Regions from separate parts of the Homo sapiens genome. Here region 2 is linked to region 1. A link is a loop called in an ENCODE intact Hi-C map of the cell type or tissue named here. Cell type or tissue: right lobe of liver. All regions are shown on one strand. Each heading gives the region's core, and the rest is flanking DNA. Links, peaks and the distances in the headings are about the cores only. Region 1 overlaps LOC107984199 (a long non-coding RNA gene). Region 2 overlaps TASOR2 (transcription activation suppressor family member 2).

Evidence for each region. Peaks named below come from ENCODE experiments on the same cell type or tissue, not always from the same donor. Only the 100,000 strongest peaks of a DNase experiment are listed, where the experiment ranks them.
Region 2: it touches region 1 in a loop (3.0-fold over the local background); 5 of 110 quality-filtered maps call a loop at or near these places.

The regions. Positions count from the first base shown.
Region 1 is chr10:5,628,674-5,631,589 of GRCh38, forward strand. All of the region lies in intron 1 of LOC107984199 (a long non-coding RNA gene), which reads right to left. It also overlaps the pseudogene RN7SL445P. Among named protein-coding and RNA genes, the nearest start is that of LINC02677, 12 kb to the left of the region's middle. In right lobe of liver, for the core only: a CTCF peak has its summit at 1,346 (motif pointing right); a DNase peak (open chromatin) is centred at 1,358; H3K4me3 peaks cover 199 bases; H3K27ac peaks cover 1,370 bases.
Region 2 is chr10:5,743,260-5,746,175 of GRCh38, forward strand. All of the region lies in intron 15 of TASOR2 (transcription activation suppressor family member 2), which reads left to right. Among named protein-coding and RNA genes, the nearest start is that of TASOR2, 60 kb to the left of the region's middle. In right lobe of liver, for the core only: no CTCF peak of the experiment used is centred there; no DNase peak of the experiment used is centred there.

The DNA.
Region 1 (2,916 bases), core at 126-2,625:
CCTGAGTTTTGCGGAGAATCCCTGCCTTCTCCTAAAATACTCCTGGAGGAGGCAGCATCAGAATGCATGCTTGAGACGCACCACAGGATCTGCTTCCCCAAATCCTCAAACACACAGGACAGATGCCTCCTGGTCCCCATCATAACCCATCAATCACGCCCCAAAGCCGCCTGAGCCCTCACCTCCCGACTCTCCGAAAGCTGCCAACAATTACTGCTGAGCCAGCAATGCATAATAGTCTCCTTTCTGCCTTCCCGTCTCTTTCTGTCTTTTGTTCCCTGCCTGGAAATCTATATAGCATGAAAGGAGCTGTTGAGGTGTGTGTGGTTTTTTTTTTACCAAGAATCGGAAAATTTGAGTCATCTTTTTACAAAGTTAGACTGCGAAGGTTGTAGTCCTCTCTAAGGATTTAATAATGAAGTGAAGAGACCAGAGGTGACCAGAAACAAGTATGAGAGGAAACGAGAAGCCGTTATTCATGGATTTCCTGCAGTGTGCTCAGCACAGTACTACTCTAGGAGTTGGAGGATTTTTTTTTAAAGTGGTGGTGCTAGGGGCTGAGTGGTGCTACTTACTGTCTATTCTTCTGTTCTTCCTCAGTAAGAGAAACCTTATATTGCTTGGGATGGCACTGTGCCCAAAGTAAAACAAACACATCAAAAAAAAATACACAAGGCTTGCTTGGCTGGCAGACACTCCTTTTGCCAAGCTCTTTCCATTTTCTTCCTGCCTGGAAGATAGACATGATGACCAGAGCTGTAGCAGCCATCTTGGGACCATGAGGGTCCCATGGTCAAAAGATCAAAAAAACTGCAAAAGCTTTGGCTGTGGTATACATGAGGGCTGTCAAACTACAGCCCATGAGTCAAATCTGGCCCACTACTTGTTTTAGTAAATAGTTTTGTTGGAACACAGTCATGCTCATTTATTTGTCTGGAGCTAATTTTGCCCTGTCTATGACAAAGGGGAGTGGTTGTAACCGAGACCACTTGGCCCACAATGCTAAAAATATTGACTATCAGAAAAAAAAAATTATAAACCTCTGCTCTAAACCACAGGCAGTAACTGCCTATCTCCAGACTTATTATGTAAAAAAAAAAAAAAAAAAAAAAAAAAAAAAAAATCCTCTTGTGTTTGACATGAGGTTTCTTGTGTTTAACATAACGTTTCTGTTACTCACAGACTAATAGATATAATACTGTTTACACTCGAGGCACTCAGAGTTTACACAGCTGTGGAAGCAGAACATGGCAACGTTTAGAAAATTAAGAAAAAAGACACATTCCAAATCATCGCCAACCAGCAGAACATAGCCCTACACAACCCCAAGCAGCAATATTCACGGCGTCCTCTAGGTGGAGCTCTGCAGTGCACAGCCTGGGCAGCTGGAGGCAGCAGCCCTGTATCTCTGGCTTCATCCTGCAGCCAATTAATTCAACCAGTATATGGGGATTATCTCTGTGTCAGACACTGTGGAAAGTGAATACAACATGGCCCCTGGTCTTTAGAAGCTTATAGGATAAAAGAAATATACCAAGTAGCCGTATGGTATGGACTAACTTGTGTCCCTCACCCAAATTCATATGTGGACGCCCTACCCCTCAATGTGACTGTATTTGGAGTTGGGGCCTTCGAGGGTGTAATTAAGGTTACATGAGGTCATAAGACTGAGGCCCTAAACCAAATAGGTCTGGTTCCTTATAAGAAGAGGAAGAGACACCCAGGATGCGCACACGCGGAGGAGAGACCGCGTGAAGACACCATGAGAAAGAAGGTGGTTTGTACATCAAGGAGAGAGGCCTCAGGGGAAACCAAACCTGCTGACAGTTTGATCTTGGATTTCCAGCCTCTAGAACTTGGGGAAAATGTATTTCTATTGTTTAAGGCCCCCAATCTGTGGTCTTTTGTTATGGCAGCCATAGCCAAGTAACACACAATTTAAATAGACCACATGGTGGCTCGAGGTCAGTGCTCCAGAGATTCAAATGTCACATAGCAAATAGCATCATTCCAAGGCCTGGAGGATAAAGACATGACAGCCCCTGTGTCCGCTGAGACAACCAACCATTGCTGCTCCACACACCTTCAGCAAGCACTGCTCAGGCTGGGGCACCTGATGCTGAGATCTCCCTTGATAGGTGTTCTATTTGAAGAGAAAAGATTGTGTCCCAGCTATTGAACGCCCACCCAGGCTTCATCCACCTGGGCACCCAGTCCGGTCCAGTCCATCTCTGCACTGGCAGGCACGGCCTGGCTTTCACATTCCTCTCTCACCGCCTCTCCCAACTCCATATCTGGCCTCCAGCTCTGCCAGCTGCCTGTTTACACCACACGCCACAATCTGATCAATTTTCCAGAACATGTGTGTTTCGGTTCATATCATTCCTTGACTGGAGATACAGAGCTCAGATTCCCTTTCTCCATGATGCATTTTTTAAAAACAACGAATTCTCAAGCACTGTTTTCCTCTTGTGTGGCATTCACTCCATTCTGGCTTCTGTTGAGACGATGTTGATAAAGCTGATGCATCTTTTATCCTCTCCTAAATGGGAGGGTCTTAAAGGGAAGCCAAGATCTTTGCATTTCCCTTCCCGAGACTCAGTTCAGAGCCATGTATTAGACATTCAACACGTGCCCATTAAATAATAGATCAATGATAGATCAATAGATGGATGATAGCTCAAGAGACAGATATATTGATTGATTGATGATAGATATATAAACAGATGATCAATGATAGATCAATAGATAATAAACAGATAAATAGATGATTGATGGACAGATAGATAGCCAGTGGCTGACACCTGTAATACCAGCTACTCAGGAGGCTGAGGCAGGAGGATTGCTTGAGTCCAGAAGTTCCAAGCTGTGGTACACTACACAGATCAGGGGTCCACACTAAGTTTGGCATCCATA
Region 2 (2,916 bases), core at 261-2,760, 110 kb after region 1:
CTATACCCGGGGTCACCGGGGACTTGGAGGTCCTTGGGTGAGCCTCATAGAACCCGTGAATATCTTCAAGTGATTGTCATCATCATGAGAATTAAAGATTTCTGGGTCACTGTGTGCCAGAAAGTAAGAGTTCTAAGCCCTTCACTCATATTAACTCAGTTCATTCTCAAATAAGTTAAAGACTATTAATCTCCCCATTACATAGATGACGAGACTAAAGCATAGAGAAGTAAAGAAATTGCCTAAAGTCACATAGAAAATTGTCAAGCCAAGATTCCAGTCTAGAAAACCTAAATGTTAACTATGTATGTGCTTTTTTTTTCCCCTAAAGATGGGGTTCAGCAGTTCCATCCTATTCTCAAAGAATTACATAAAATCCAGTTAAGAATCACCACCTTAGAATAAGAAAATATAGTCTAGTCAGGGAGATTTAAATTAATACATATATACATGCTAGTTTCTTATAAAATACCATTTGTCGTGGTAATATGTAATTAACTATCATCAGTACTAATTTTAGCAATGATTTTGGCAAGCCTGACTGTTCAAATCAGTGATTCCTAACAATCTCCTTAGTATGTACTTACGTAGGCTTTTGTTTTTTTGTCATCTTGTTGAATGCTGTGCCTGTACTTGAAAGGCACACGTGTGCTATCGCACTCCCTCCACCAGTTGGCACACTGGAATGTGAAGAAGAGGATTCTAGCATGATAGGCACTAGAAACCAAAAGCATGTTGCTGCTAGTCATGTGTTGAGTTGAGCACTCTTTCTGAATTGTCAGACTTTATTTTAGAAGCATTACACTTTACCTGTAGTAAAAATATATCGAAATAGAAATATATCAAGATTGTCACTATTTGCATTTCACTAAGACTACAGTCATGGTGAGATTTAGGACTGAGGCTAAACGTTACCAGCCACATGATTGGGAGGGCCATTAAAGTTCTCAGAAGGACACTGACTCTCAAGACTTTTCTAATACTTTGTTCTCTTAAAACTCTGTTGTCTCAGCCCCACACTGTTGACTCTGTTTTTTTGTTTTGTTTTGTTTTGTTTTGTTTTGAGAAGTCTCACTCTTGTCTCCCAGGCTGGAGTACAATGGCACGATCTCGGCTCACTGCAAGCTTCACCTCCCTGGTTCAACTGATTCTCCTGCCTCAGCCTCCCTAGTAGCTGGGATTATAGGCGCCTGCCACCACACCTGGCTGATTTTTGTATTTTTAGTAGAGACAGGGTTTCACCATGTTGGCCAAGCTGGTCTATAACTCCTAACCTTAGGCAATCCACCTGCCTCAGCCTCCCAAAGTGCTGGGGATTACAGGCGTGAGCCACTGCCCCCAGCCAGAAATGGTTGGTTGGTTTGTTTGTTTTGTTTTGTTTGAGACAGAGTCTCGTGAGCCACTGCTCCAGCCAGAAATGAGTTTGTTTGGTTTGGTTTTTTTGAGACTGCAGCCTCCGCCTCCCGGGTTCAAGTGACTCTGCCTCAGCCTCCCGAGTAGCTGGGATTACAGGTGCATGCCACCACTCCTGGGTAATTTTTGTATTTTTAGTAGAGACTAGGTTTCGCCATGTTGGCCAGGCTGGTCTCGAACTTCTGGCCTATAGTGATCCGCCCACCACAGCCTCCCAAAGTTCTGAGATTACAGGCGTGAGAAGCCGTGCCCTACCTAAGACAGAAATGTTTTTAACAAGAGATTTGGAACACAGTTCCTGATTTCCAACATGTATGCTTCAAGACATGGCACGCAGTTTGTGAGCATGGTGTTCCCAGCATTGCAGAGGGGTGTGATCAGTTGTATAATCAGTTCATTTTATTATATGCTCGACAAGGCCATGCTTGAGGCTTTAAATAAAACAAAAAACAAATACCACCCTGTTTATGAGGTTATGAGAACTGTCCTGAGATGATAGCTCTGCTAATGTTTAACCTAAATCCTGCTTGCTACTGTTTAAATCAGTGCCTTTAGTTCAGTTTATGATTGCAAACTGCATTGATAAAGTTTTCAATTGCCATGTACAATAGGTATTCAAATGAGAAAGAATCTCCAGTTTCATGCAAAGAAGATAGCTAAGGGATGAGGGGCCTTTGTTGACTAGAATCAATGTATTCTGAGTACAGGGGGTAGTAATTAATTTACTCTGTTGCCTCATGGGAAAGTTTCAGATGATGGTGTACTTATGGTCTAATTGAAAACGGATGTTAAAAATGTTATTTGCTTTTTAAAAATTATCTTTTAGGCTGGGCACAGTGGCTCACACCTGTAATCCCAGCACTTTGGGAGGCCGAGGTGGGTGGATCACTTGAGGTCAGGAGTTTGAGACCAGCCTGGCCAACGTGGCTAAACCTCATCTCTACTAAAAATACAAAAATTAGCCGGGCATGGTGGCATGTACCTGTAATCCCAGCTACTCGGGAGGCTGAGGCAGAGAGTCACTTAAACCCGGGAGGCAGAGGTTGCAGTGAGCCAAGATCACTCCACTGCACTGCAGCCTGTTCGATAAAGCAAGACGCTGTCTTGAAAAAAAAAAAATTAATCTCATTTATTAAAAACAAAATTGAATGCTTTTTCTCTAGTGCTACACTTCTGGATTAAGCGGTGCTAAGTAGCAAACAGGCTGCATTTAAAGTCTTTTAAATTGTCAGTGGTCTAGTTATTTTTCTTCCAAAAAGCTTGGAGCTCTCTTCTGTGTGTGGTTTTAAAGAAAACAAATCCCACTGGGGGGTATTTTAAGTCTGCCTTTAAAAGAGGGACTTGCTTGATTTGTACCCTGTGATATTCTTTTAGCTAGAAAATTCAGAAGAACATTCACAAACTAAAATTAATTTTTATCTTTTCTGTTCTTCACATGTACATATAATCGTATAAAAAACATTTTATATGACTGATTTTTTTTTTTTTTTACTTTGGCCGTTT